Regions from separate parts of the Homo sapiens genome. Here all the other regions are linked to region 1. The links are chromatin contacts, found by Hi-C or POLR2A ChIA-PET in ENCODE. All regions are on one chromosome and are shown on one strand. The core of a region is the stretch at or near the end of the contact, and the rest is flanking DNA. Distances in the headings are between cores, read along the strand shown. Region 1 holds the start of IRAG2 (inositol 1,4,5-triphosphate receptor associated 2). Region 2 has its middle 46 kb from the start of FAR2. Region 3 holds the start of LDHB (lactate dehydrogenase B). Region 4 holds the start of ERGIC2 (ERGIC and golgi 2).

Region 1 (3,662 bases), core at 519-3,018:
AAAGAGAGAGAATAGTGGTTGCCAGGAGCTAGGGGAGGGGAAATGAGGAGTTGCTACTCAATAGGTATAAAGTTTCAGTTATGCAAGATGAAGATGTTCTAGAGATCTGCTGTACAACATTATGCCTGTAGTTAATAATACTGTATTGTACACTTAAAAATTTGTTAAGTGGGTAAATCTCCTGTTAAATGTTCCTGCCACAGTTAAAGAAAAAGAGAGAAAAAGAGAGTGAGAGAGACAACGATAAGCTATTGAAGGACGCTCAGTGGAAAGTGTGGTGATGTAGGCAGTTTTTATTTTTGCTTAGGATTTTGTTTGCTTGTTTACCAGTATGGTAAGCATTCTGTGAGACCATTCTTGCCTCTCATGTGGTCCTTCGTGTAACCAGGGCTGGATTTGTGCCAGTGTGCAGTGGCATTCTGACTAAATGTTAACGTTTGAGAGGCATGCACAAGGCCTACGGCTGACAATGTCTTCCTTGCTGTTTTGCAACTCCCGACATTTATCACCACTTTGAGTTAAGGTCCATATTCAAGTCAGATTGTTTCCAGATAATCATTGAGGTACTGGCATGTAACACACATTAAATAATCTCATCTGCTAACAGAGAGTAAGTGCATTTTTACATGTTTTAGAGATTAGAATTGGATCCAAATGAGGTGTAACGTAATGGCACCATGAGATCTGTGGTGGGGAAGGGTGATGGGGAGAAAAGCTTCAGCAAAAAGAGGACTAAAGTAGAAATATCAACCGCCAGCTTTCATCTGTGCCTGGGGGCGGTCCTTCCTGTGCTCGTGGCACGTGTTTATACTATGATTGACAACCCTTAAGGAGAAAGGCTAAGGTCATGAAACAAAGCTCTCTTTCCTTTTCTTTTCCCTCCCCCTACCTTTACCCCATTCCTTTCTTTTTCTGTAAAAGCTAGCTGTGATGTGTAAATGTTGCACCTGTCACCCTGACCTCATTGTAGAGCCATCTTCTGAGTAACTGGCAACTGGCAACTGATGCTAAGTGCTATGAATGCAGCTGGTGGGAACTGAACACACCAGTGTAAAAGATGAAACTAGAAGTCCTTATCTGTAAAGTGAGGGTGTCAGGCTAAGCGACCAATAAGCTTTGCTTAAGATTTTATATTTGTGAAGCATTTATATGTAAATACTTTCACTTTTTCCTCTGATCTCTAAGGAAGTGGTGTTAAGTTTGAGTTTGTCATAATTTCACAGGGTGACTCTTAGTTGAAATGTCACTGACAGCTTGCGGTTTGGACTTTTTTTTTTTTTTTTTTTTTTAACTCCAGTCAGAAACAACTAGAAGCCATTAAACAACTACAGGAAGATGCTGTCAACCAGGAAGGCATCCTTAGGAAGAGGCTCCAAGAAACCAGCCAACGGCTGGAGGATGTGGAGGAGCAGGTAGGGTGGCTCATGGCTACATTAGATTCAGGGGACATCTCCTCAGATGCCCTGCAAACCATGAAATAAAAATGGAGGAGGAACAACAACAACAAACAAAAAAAAAAAGCAAAGAGGAACTGCAAGTTCAGTCCCTAGCGACTAACAGTGAGCAGAGGAAGTAAAGGGGGAGTTGTAAGAGAGGCGGTATCAACAGCCTGCTGATGAAAGAGGCGACTCTGCAGAAAGAGGCAACTTGACATATCAGGACTTTAACCGCTGTAGAAATAGCTCAGGCATACCAAGCCCATGCAAACACAGAATTGCAGAAGTTCAGGAGAGGCTTATCACTTCCCTGAGAAGAAAAACACATTTTCAGTTTTGCCTGCATCATAAGAGTGAGCACTCCATTGCTTTCTTTCCTGGCCACACTGCTACAATCCAGCACTAACTATCCATGTCCAGGGTAAGGATCGAGATCGAGAAGCCCACACTGCCAGTGAAAAAGCTACGTCTTTACTGCATAAATTAGAGGAAGCAATTTCGGAACAACGGAACCTTCAAACTATAAATACTGAATTATCGAACACTTGCCAGGCACTTCAGCAGAAGACAAGGAAACTGAAGAGTGAGTAGCAAATATTCATTTATGACCCAGTTTTTGTCCACCCTCAGGCGGGGCATAGGACTACAGACATTTTTCTAGATTACAGCTAGGATATTATTCCTGAGTTTATGACAATGAAATGGTTTGAGAAGGCAATATTGTGGGGCTTTCAGAGAGGTTTGCTGAGTGGCTAGGTGCATGCATGGGTTTAACCATTAACTTCCCTTTTTGCCTTTTTATTATAAGCTGGTTTTGTCTGTGGCTGTTTTTTTCTTTTAAAATTAATTAAAACTTCTCAAAATTTCTAAAAGTAAACAAGGAGAAAAATCTAGTATGCATGGTATATTTGAACTTGCAAGTTGTTATATATTATACTCTGATTTTATTAGCTAGTTTTTTTCCTCTCATATGGTAGAAAAGGCCTTGCTCGTCTATTTTCTTTGGAAATTTTAGGGGGTTGGGCAAAATAATTATGAATTCAGTGTATATCAAAATATCAAATGTGTGAAAATTCTTTTAAAGTTTTAATGCATTCTCTACATACATCTACATACATATTTTGCATTTTAAAAATTGGAATATTTGTCATTTTTCTGTATTACCCAAAAGTATATAAACAGTTACCAGAGATTTATGTGAGAAGACAGTTGTCACATTACAGATGTCAGATTAGCTATAAAATTGTTTCATTCTAGAAACCTAATATGGTAAAAATAAACCTTACTTATTTAGCCATTTATCAGACAATTGCTTTTGTTCAGCCAGTTTCTTGTTCTAGCAGTATAAATATTCTTTTTATAGAAAGTTACTTGGTTTGAGAAATAAACATTGTTTATTTGTTAATTGTTATATAATTATAAATAATTATATATTTAATATATAAGCTTAAGGTAGGCTAGAGATGAAAAATTTCAGACTTGTGTTTGTTTTGGATTTATTGTACCCTTTCTACTATTATCTGAGAAAGCTATTTAGGAGTTTAAGAAATAGTCTAGTTTTAAAATAGCAATGGTTTGCCGGACACAGTGGCTCACCCCTGTAATCCCAGCATTTTGGGAGGCCGAGGTGGGCAGATTGCTTGAGCCCAGGAGTTTGAGACCAGCCTGGACAACATGGTGAAACCCTGTCTCTACAAAAATTACAAACAAATAAATAAATAAAACATTAAAATAGCAGTGGTTATTCAACATATTATTGTCATAATTTTTAAACCTTTATTGAATTTGCCAGTTTTCAATATTCTGATTCACTCTGTTAAGCTAGTAAGGCAGTCTTTAAATTACACAGTCTGTGTGTTATTTTACTACTGCTCAGAGGGCATTGGAGAAGGTTCCCTTGTGATTAGAACTGTTCATGTTGAGACATGAATCATAAGGCATTCCAAAGTTGGTTTAAGGTGTGTCTGCTTTAGACACTGTGCCCAGGACTATTCTTTTGCTCCAGTTTTGCCTTTTGATTAAATCAATATTATACCTGAGTTTTATAAACTACTAAGAATTTGTTCCCCTTCCTCACTGTGATTTTCTTGCAGTATTTTCTTAGAAGAGTCAACTTTAATAACTTACCCCAAAGTGCACGTTCTTGATATTATGAACTTGCTATTGTTGTCTTCCCAGTTTATCTTCACGGCCCAATAGATTCAAATACACTTAAAAGCAGAATAT
Region 2 (3,320 bases), core at 794-3,293, 4.1 Mb after region 1:
TGGGTAAATACCAAGGAGCATATTGCTGGATCATATGGTAAGAGTGTGTTTAGTTCTACAAGAAACTGCTAAATAGTCTTCCAAAGTGGCTGTACCATTTTGCACTTCTACCAGCAATGAATGAAAGTGCCTATTACTCCACATCCTTAGCAGAATTTAGTGTTGTCAGTATTTTGGATATCTGCCATTCTAATAGTTATATAGTGGCATCTCGTTGTTGTTTTAATTTAAATCCCTACTGACATATGATACTGAGCATTTTCTCATTTGCCATTTGATATCTTCTTTGATTGTCTGTTGAGATATTTTGCTTATTTTTAATTGGGTTGTTTGCTTTCTTACCTTTGAGTTTTAAGAATTCTTTGCATATTTTGAATACCAGTTCTTCTAGATGTGTATTTTTCAAAGGTTTTCCCCCAGTCTGTGGCTTGCTTTATTCTCTTAACATTATCTATGTAAAGCAGTTTTTAATTTAAAAAATCTAGTATACTAATTTCTTCTTTAATGGATTGTGTTTTTCATGCAGTATCTAAGAATTCATGGCCAAACCGTAGTTAATCTACCTGTTTTTCTGCTGTCTGCTGGGAGTTTTATAGTTTGGTGTTTGGCACTTCATTAAAAAAAATAGTGTTTTCTACTATATTTGTCGTGATATCCAAAAATTCCCCACAAAAAATAAAAAGTCTTTTCTGACTAGTTATTTTCTACTTCTTCTATGGATTTAAATCGTTTTAGTCTACTAGCTTATAAAAATGAGTATTTTCCCTTGAAACAATTTTTATGTGCTTTTGGCTAAATGCATAGTTTACAAATAGACTGCAGATGAGCTAAAGATAAAGAGAACTGTTATCTTCATAATAATAATAGAAGTGCTTCCTGGTAAAATTTGCCCTGTAATCGTAGTCATCTTTAGAATGACTAAGGGATTGATTCTATCAAGAAGCCTATAATTGCTCAGGTCTCATCTTCAAGGTTAGGACAGACCACTAGGTTGGGTAGAAGAATATAGAGTAGTAAAGTGGAGGGGGTTTTTAAATGTTGTTTTAAACTCCCATATTTTGAAACATTTGCAAATAAATCAATTTTTAAATATAAAACAAACAAATAAAATTACAAAATTTAAATACATCAAAATGATAGAAAAAGAAAACTACTAAATACGTTAAAAATAGGTTGAATACAATGAAACTCACACCTGTACTTCATTCCATTGTCATCAGCCAGTCAAGGAAAGATACTGTGAGATCTTATGAAGCCAGCCAAAAAGAACTGCGGTTTTATTCATCAACTCTGGGCAGTGAAGCCTTTCAAGTACTGATAGGATCTGTAGCTACTGACTACATCAAATATTTTTTATCATCAGTTAACACACTGCAGAAATAATGATACCTACTTTGCATTTTCCCTATGTGTAACTTAACACAAGGTCATGAAAACTATACAACTTTGCATTTTGGAAACCAGGGTACATGTCAACAAGGGCAGGATTTCTTTTGCAGAAAACAACTAAGTTCCCTTTGCTGTTTTCATTTTGATAGGTTTTTTTCCTGAGTCCTTGCTGGAATAAAAACGATCATTTTTTTACAGTATTAGATTGGAATGAGTGGTTATATTTTTCAGAAATTTCATTGATATTTCTTACTACATTTCTTTATTTTGCTGTTTATTATGTGATGATAGTGGTTAATATTTATCAAGGGCTATATAATACCAAGCACTGTGCTATGCAATTTGCATTGATCATCTTGTTAATTTTCATACTAACTGATAAGACAGCTTTATTTTTATTCCCATTCTACACATGAAGGAAGACTCTACACATGAGTCTTGGACTTTAATGATTTGCCTGGAGTAACACAGGCAAATTCAAACCCAGGCCCTCTGGCTTCAAACCCCATGCCTTACGCTGTCTCATTGCAATATTTTCTTATGAGTGTTATGAAATTGAAACTGAAACTCAGTGATTATCACCAATATCTCCAAATTTCTAACCGGTTTCTTGCTTTCAGGGTTGTTCCTCTCAAGTTTATCCCATGCACAGCTACCACTGCGGTTTATCGAAAATGAAACCTACTCATGTCATTTCCTGCCTCACACATTTCGAGGCTTCTCCATGTTCTACAGAATAAGATCTAAGATCCTTAGCACAGCATCCAAGAGCCTCTCTGTGCAGGCCCCTGCTTCACATCCCTCAGTTCCCCCTTCCCACATTTACATTGTCACCATAGGGAACATCTTGTGCCTCCTCACACACACTCCACAGTCTTTTACCTTGTTTCTGAATCACACAAGCTATTGTTTTCTGCATGCATGGTTCTTCCCCACACTACACCAAAGCCTCTTTCCATCAGGGAAACATTTCCTATTTGTCTCCAAGAATCCTTCTCTTACCAAACATTCCCTTGCCCTCTACACTTCATTGGTTGATGCTTTCCCCTCTGCACTAGCAGAATATCCCCTAGAATTTTATTTATGACACTATATTACAGTAATAATACTAATGTCAGCATCTCCCACTAGACTATGGGTTCTTCAAAGGCAGGATAGACCTCACTCACTTTTAACTATGTATAGATCTTGGATGATGAAGAAAGAAGGCCAGTGCTGAGAGCTAGGAGAATGATCGAGTTATTAGCCCTACCTTTGGATGGTTCTCCATTACCATGTATCACTTTAGGTGCTTTTGGTTTGCTACCAAGAAAACCAAGGAGTAGAAAGAGGGAAGCGCAGTGGCTCCACTTCTCACCTGAGCCTAGTTTGAGGTCTGCAATTCCTGAGACATTACCAAGGTTCTTTTGTGTTTTCAGCTCCTGAACAGTTTGCTGTAGGTGGGACAGATCCTAAAAGAATCGTGTTAAGTGTATTAATGTTCCATCTAGTCTCAAAATAGAACCAGGAGTTAGGAAACATGTTGATCGAGGCAGTGAATCAGTGTTACTAAAAACCTTCAATTGCATCATGACTTTTTAAGAAAAATGTGAATTGAAAATGCCCATGTTTTATTTCACACCCATGGCTTTGCTCATAGTTGCCAAGACATAGATCTCAATACAACAGGCTTCCTGTTTCAATTCGAAGTAGTCTGGTAAAGAACAAAACAGTCATGTCTTGTAAGATACAGAATTATTTCTCCCTCCAATTATTTTTACAATGAAGTGTGATCTAATGCCACTGTCTCCCCTTTTGCAGACCTCACACTGTTCATTTATTTTTTGGTCTCACTAAGTCACTTGCTTCAGTGTGTCAGTTTCCTCAGGTAGAAGGCTGCCCATAATAGAACTGTTGTGGTTACTTAAAAGACAGGAAAGCAATTTTTAAAA
Region 3 (3,346 bases), core at 496-2,995, 3.4 Mb before region 1:
TGCAATGGACTAAGCAATAAGTCTAGTCTATTAACTGTATACGTAAAGTAAGAGTTAGCAGGACTCAAAGTTGGAATAAAGCATCTGAATTTGGAGACAACTGTGTAACAACTATTTTATCTTATAGTTTTTTTTCCAAAAAATATTTCCTCCCATCTGTAAGGATAAATTAAAAGGAGATTCTTTCGCCTTTACAGATCACATTTACAGTTTCCTAGTGGACGTTAAAGAGAGAAGATGCAATGTTGTGCAAGTGCCTCCACAAATAGATGACCTTAAAATGAAATAAATTCAGACATGGCCTGCATTTTAAACAGGCTCAGAAGAAAGAATGCTGCATCTCTTTTTGAAGGACGACACACATGAATAGTTGTTCTGCACTTAAGTTTATTGTTGTTAGATGGTCTGTTTACGACCGTTTTGGTATACAGGGGGCCCAGGAAGCAGTGGAAAATGAAAATGAAGAAACAGTGGCTATATAAATACAGATTCGTTGTTCTGATAGACCTTTTAATTTAGAAAACTTCAGGAAGTACAATTTAAAGGCTCGAACCAGATTTTCTTTCAGATATTTCTGGAGAAAGTGCTTTTCTTCAATTTTTCCTTAAAAAGAGTTTTAAGAAATGAGAAGAAAATGGTCTGCATGATATACAGGCCTGTGCCAACATCAGAGTGCAGGCTGTAAGGAACAAGAACGACAAACGGTAAAAATCTCTGAGTCTTGGTCCCTTATGTCTCCTCACTGCTGTGGATATAAATCATTAGAAATAAAGGAGCGCCTTAATTTCAGGAACAAAGATCTTCTTTGCAGAATCTTTCTCACCGTAATCTTTTAAAAATTCAGGTTTTGCTTTTGAATTCCTCCCCTCCCCCCATTCCCCAGGCCCTTACTGCAGCTTGTACTGCTCGCGGTGCGCACAAACCATCTTTTCCTCAGGGCACCGGCAGCAAAGAACAGCAGATCACGAGGGCATGCAGAAGCTAGAGATCTCCCCGAGTAAGGTCTGTGGGGACAAGTCTAGGACTTCCTTACTCGGAGCACCCAAGGCTGGTAAAGTAAACGAAGCCCCTAAGCATCCAGAAAAGAGGCCCTGCAGGAAAGAACTGGCGCATGGCTCCTGGAAAGACCGTCAGAGCCGGGTAAAAATAAGTGCAGCGCCAAACGTGCTGGTCATCTAGGTGCCTTTCTCCTCATCCCAGCGAGTGCAAGGGCATTTCTCTATTACCGTGGCAATATATTCAAATATTCGAGGTAAAGATCGTCCAGCCTTCATAGGCCACCTGGTTCCGTCCCCCTCCCCCAGCTACTCGGGCACGTGTCCCGACTCCCGCCAGCAGGCCGTGGGGGTGATGTGGCCGCCATGAACCCACCAAGGACAAGTAGGGCCTGGTTTTAGCTGCAAATGCAACAAGTCTCTCCGCTGAGCCGCAGCTGCTACCCTCTGCCTTCTGCTCCTCCGCCAGGGCACGGCCCCCCCTGCGCCCCAAACTGAGCGGCAAAGTCAGGGCCCGCGGCCGGATGCTCAGAGCTAAAGGCCGCGGAGGACAGATGTGCTTCTTCCTCCTTCCCGCGTCTCCCCATACAAGTACTACCCCGCACGTCCCATCAGGCTTGCCTGTGGGCCAGGATTCAGGGTCCTGAGCCGAAACCTACCAGGAGAGAGAAGGCTCTGGAGACCTCTGTAACAGTCGTGCGGAGAAGACAAAGTCAGCTGCGTGCGTCTCCTCCGGCGCCGGCTCTGCAAGGAGGGAGGAGGGGGCGGGGCCCCACAACCACCGCAGCCTCTTAGGTTTCTCCATTGTGATTGGAAATCCGAGTACCGCCTACCCCTCCCCTCGGCTCGCTCAATCCCCTTCAAGGACAAGGGCTCAAGTATGCACACTCCCTCCCCCACCCTCCAGATGAGGAGGTCTCCTTCCAGAGGCTTCCGCTCTCAGCTGGTCTCACATCTCGCAGGCTCTTCAATGCGGAGGCCAAGTTATTTATAAAACTTGCCCATCCCCGACTCTTCTGGACTTTAACGCTCTTGTTCTATTAGATTTAGTACAAATAGAAATAAATTTCTTTCCTTCTTTTTTTTATTTTGAGACGGAGTCTCACTCTGTCGCCCAGGCTGGAGTGCAGTGGCGCGATCTCGGCTCACTGCAAGCTCCGCCTCCCGGGCTCACGACATTCTCCTGCCTCAGCCTCCCGAGTAGCTGGGACTACAGGCGCCCGCCACCTCGCCCGGCTAATTTTTTGTATTTTTAGTAGAGAGGGGGGTTTCACCGTGTTAGCCAGGATGGTCTCGATCTCCTGACCTCGTGATCCGCCCGCCTCGGCCTCCCAAAGTGCTGGGATTACAGGCCTGAGCCACCGCGCCCGGCCAGAAATAAATTTCTATGTTGCATTTCAGTTAAACTTTAAAGGACTTAAAAAAATACATCTGAATTTAGATCATCTCCGTTTTAAAGTTCATTTGATGAAAATGACTATTTTTTTCAACCTGTTTCAACAAACACGCAATGATTGCTTACTCGTTGCCTGACAAGACCAATGAGGCTTTGTCCCTGCCATCTGAAGTTCCCCTACAATTCCACCTGGTCTCAAGGTCAGGCTTTGCCCTCTAGGGGAAATGTGGGACCACTAAGTGAGATGCACTTTCTTTTTTAGTCCCTAATCGACTCCAAAGCTGGATGTTGTCATTCATTCTGTCTTCAACACTCAGCCAGTGCTTGGTACCTAAATATAGCATTGATGAATAAATGAATGAATGATAAATTGGAGGAATTCTGAAGAGTCTGGCTTCAGTTCTGTTTTCTTATAATTAAAATGCTTTCAAATATAGCCATCTCACAAACTTCCTGTATGTGAAGTGTTTTTTTTTGTAAATGCATATTTCTTGTATATGACCACTAATTCTATAATTATTGCTTCAGTTTATTCTCAGTGCCAAGCATTGGTAAAAAACATAAATATAAGATTATGCCCTTTGAGGTGTTCCTAGTCCATTGGAGACAGACAAGTAGGCAACCTATTTCAATTACAATAAGTGGCAATAGAAATTTGGTTAAAGTACAATAAAAATTCAGAGTAAAGAATCACTAAGAGAAGGGTTTGTTGAGAAGAATTCATAAGCCTCAAACTCTCCTAGCATAAATCATTCAGCTAGTGGGGACTTTGACTGAAGATACAGTCCAATTACAAATTAAAATGTGATGGTGAGGAAAAGAGCTTGGAGGATAATCTCAAAAGTATTACATTAACCCTAAATCCAAGTTTGAAGCAAGAATAGCCAAGTCAGCCTAGCAAGTTATCTAGAAGGTACCCTAGATTTCTTTTTCACTTACTTTGCAAGTCAGATAT
Region 4 (3,307 bases), core at 504-3,003, 4.3 Mb after region 1:
CTGGATAATGGGAGTTTAAGGACACATTAACCACACCAATCAGAGTGTTTAATCAATCTGGAGTTCAGAAAGATATTATTTTAAACAATATCTTCTTCAGTCTACATTTTGACTAAGTAACAAGGCAACATTTGTAACTACAGATGTTAGAAAATGAAAATAAAAAATAACAAGAGCTAACATGCATTGAGTGTTTACTGTGTGCCAGGTATTGTTCTAAATGCTTTGTATGTTTCAACACATTCAATCCTCACAACCTTCCTATGAGTTAAGTATCATTATTTCATTTGGCCGATGAAGGAACTAAGGCACAGAGAGGTTAAATAATTTGACCACTATGACATTAAGAGGCAGAATTACAATAAATATTGGGAAACTATTAAATAGGATTTTTAGCAGGCACTGACTGCCTAAAAGTAACTTCTGGTAAAGAAAAAAAAAATAGCCATTTCTTTCACTTAAATCATCAATCCCCAAAGAAAGAAAATGTGTGGGTGGTTGTTGTTGTTTCCCTAACTCTCGTTGTTCCAGACTAGGCCTGATTTCCTTTGAGAGATCTTTCAAACTTGATATATTTTTATGATTTGTACCAGGAAGCCATTATAACACGCAACTGTATACTAAAGTTCACCATCATTTAAAAAAAAAAAAAAAATCCTCCTCTCTCTATCCATCCCTGCACCGCCAACCCCCACCCTCCCAAAAAATCAGAATTTTTTTCCTCATGTTTTCCACTAGAACTGGCATAATTACAACAACTTAAAGATATCAACAAACAAATTAGGTAAATAACCATGTCTTTTTTCAGTGAACAAGCCAGGCTCATTCTTTATAATTGCTGTATACTGGAGTCCAATGTATCAGGCTAGGCAATTAACTGAAATACTGAATTACAACTTCAAATGAATAAATCCTGTTTTTAACTGTAACTTTCATTGCTTCTGAAAACCAGTCTGGCAACATTTTAACAGCTATTATGCCACTTTGTCTTTAAGTCTCGGGGGCACTAAAATATAAAAGTTATTTAAACGTGTTTTCTCAAACAATGACCTGTCAACTCTATATACTACAGATAAACAAGGCTATTCTCCACCACGAGTTGACACGTTGCCTTCGGAAGGTTTCCTGCGCCGAGGAAAAGTAGTGACAGTCGAACCTGTCTCTCAGCATCTCGCCCTCCCCCGCCCCCTTCTCATTTTCCGAAGCACTGTGCGAAACTCCTTCCGGGCAAGGCCAAGACTCTTAAAGAGACAGAGGGCAACGTGCTGCCACGAATGTGGCATTTGTCTGAATGGGGGTAGGGAGTCTGACATCCGGGAGGACTGGGACTCGACCGATTGGGATCCTACTCGCCTGCGGACTGGAGAAACCACCTGGGAACCGGGCACTGTGACAAGCAAAGGGTCAGAATCAGGTGCGATCGAGGAAGCACCTGAACTCCTTCGAGTTGCAGGATAGCACACAAGCACCCGGACCTGGCAAAGGGAAGCTCCCAGTAGCATCGTTGCCTAGGGTCCTGCCAGTAACGCCCCCGTGGGAGGTGGAGCGGCTTCTCCGTCCGACCGGCTCTCTAGAGATCAATGAAGACAGGAAGCCAAGCCCATGACAGGCTCCCAGTTCCCTCAATTGCATTTACGCCCTAAACAGCCCTGGAACAACCGAGGGAACAGCACCCAGCGGTGTTTCAGTATTTTACCTTGTGTTATGGTCCCAGCCTACCGCCATGTTTCACAGAAGCCCGGGTCGCCGGGGCTCCCGCGTACCCGGAAATATCGCGAGAACAAAAGCGACTATCACAGCTGAAAACGTCAGAAAAGAGACAATGTACAGATCTCGCGATATTCCCTTTGCTTACGACGTGCTTAGGGAATGAAGAGGCGTGGTTAAGATAAAAGAGGCGTGCCTACAGGGAAATGAGGTTGCAACTTGTTTTAGGTGTAATCGCGCCGCCAGTCCGGTTCTGTTTCTATGGGAAGGGAGGGGTTACTTTCCGACTAACACTGAGACTGCAGAACGAATCTCAGCTCCTCACACCGTATTTCATTACTAATAAGAGCCTTGGGCGCAGAAATTATCCCTAACAACCCTAATGCATATCACCTGTGCAATTGTTTTGTTTCCCTCTTTCAGTTTTTGTGTCGTTTTCCCCTGACAAGAACATTTGAGCTTCCTTTTCCGCCATAGGTAACGCTTTTTATTATTTGATCAGCGTTTTTATTGTCTTCCAGGTTTTAATATCATAAGAAAGCACATATGTCTTCCTCATCTCCCTTCGCCAACACCAACTATGCCTTCAAATATTTGTTAAGAAAGAAAATTAATACCTCATCTTTTTCTACCACTTCATAGAACAGGAGTTAATAGACGGAACTTCGGAAAGAAAAGTTAAATGTGAACTCCTGGAGAGTAAACCCATTCCAGGTTCCTTTTCACCCATCTGTTACCAGATTTTATAATCAAACATTGAGATTTAAATTTTCTGATTCATTGACCTAGAAGTCTAACAACGGCATAATTATGACAACTGCTTATAATTACTGTTTAAAGGCTTTAACTGCTTTTTTAAAAAATCTGCGTATCCTCACAACACTCTTAGAAGATAATACCAGTATTTACCTGTTTTATAAATACGGAATTTGAGTCAAGGGGTAGTGAAGTGATTTACCCAAATTCAGACCGCTGGGAGAGTCAGGGAAATCTTGATCACAATACTAAACTGTGCCTCAAAGGAAAAAAATCACATTGTTTTATGTAGTGAATTAACCTTTACTGAAATACTAAATTTCACTAAATTGAATATCCCCCAAAATAAGGACTGATGAAAAGTTTCCAATGAATCAATTTTATTTTCAGACTTTCAGAGTTAGTCTAATTAAATCAATTTAAAGTTCTCACTTTCTTGACATGCTTAAGAAGTATAGTGTAGTGGGTGAAATCATAGACACTGGAGACAGGACTTCCTGGGTTAGAATTCCAGATCAGCAACTTACTAGCATGTAACCTTGACCACATTATTTCATCTCTTTGTGTCTCCATTTGCTCATCTGTAAAATGGGCATGATAATATCTCAGAGTTGTTACGAGGATTAAGTAAATTAATATACATCTAAAATGCCTTTTTTTAATCTTTGCCGTAAAGGCATCAGCAACTCTTCCTTCTTTGTGAATATGGGCTCTTGCTTGGATGGAGGCTGGCTGTTGTTCACTTAGTTACATCTGATCCCTCATCTCCTGGATAACCTACTTTCAGGGTAACAACTATCCCATGAGAGTTGGATTTCCCAGTGTAGCAAAACTGACTAATTTG

Evidence for each region. A loop is a pair of places that touch in the nucleus more often than their neighbours do. ChIA-PET counts read pairs that join two places held with the same protein, here RNA polymerase II (POLR2A). Pooled maps may share reads with other maps.
Region 2: a loop to region 1 is called in a pooled map, with 12 times the contacts of the local background. The contact joins the enhancer-like site here to the promoter of IRAG2 in region 1. A Hi-C loop is called at or near these places in 6 of 50 pooled maps. POLR2A ChIA-PET finds 5 or more read pairs at or near these places in 2 of 52 experiments (GM12878 and activated CD4-positive, alpha-beta T cell).
Region 3: a loop to region 1 is called in a map of naive thymus-derived CD4-positive, alpha-beta T cell, with 9 times the contacts of the local background. The contact joins the promoter of LDHB here to the promoter of IRAG2 in region 1. A Hi-C loop is called at or near these places in 1 of 168 maps with a recorded cell type or tissue (naive thymus-derived CD4-positive, alpha-beta T cell), 1 of 37 single-sample maps with no recorded cell type and 7 of 50 pooled maps. POLR2A ChIA-PET finds 5 or more read pairs at or near these places in 1 of 52 experiments (T-cell).
Region 4: a map of CD8-positive, alpha-beta T cell shows a loop between it and region 1 (17-fold over the local background). The contact joins the promoter of ERGIC2 here to the promoter of IRAG2 in region 1. A Hi-C loop is called at or near these places in 2 of 168 maps with a recorded cell type or tissue (CD8-positive, alpha-beta T cell and naive thymus-derived CD4-positive, alpha-beta T cell), 1 of 37 single-sample maps with no recorded cell type and 6 of 50 pooled maps.

What each region holds. Positions count from the first base shown.
Region 1 is chr12:25,050,938-25,054,599 of GRCh38, forward strand. IRAG2 (inositol 1,4,5-triphosphate receptor associated 2) reads left to right here and starts at 1,769. Exons shown (of 22, transcript NM_001366544.2): 1 at 1,769-2,019. RefSeq lists enhancers at 1,124-1,233, 1,274-1,643.
Region 2 is chr12:29,101,653-29,104,972 of GRCh38, forward strand. No RefSeq gene overlaps it. Among named protein-coding and RNA genes, the nearest start is that of FAR2, 46 kb to the right of the region's middle. Within about 2 kb of position 2,044, at least 5 of the 41 ENCODE cell types and tissues checked have a DNase peak (open chromatin) inside an H3K27ac peak, as active enhancers do.
Region 3 is chr12:21,656,097-21,659,442 of GRCh38, forward strand. LDHB (lactate dehydrogenase B) reads right to left here and starts at 1,746. Exons shown (of 8, transcript NM_002300.8): 1 at 1,655-1,746. RefSeq lists enhancers at 1,298-1,387, 1,418-1,667, 1,645-2,173, 2,048-2,227.
Region 4 is chr12:29,379,419-29,382,725 of GRCh38, forward strand. It overlaps ERGIC2 (ERGIC and golgi 2), which reads right to left and starts at 1,754. Exons shown (of 14, transcript NM_016570.3): 1 at 1,697-1,754. RefSeq lists an enhancer at 1,317-1,486.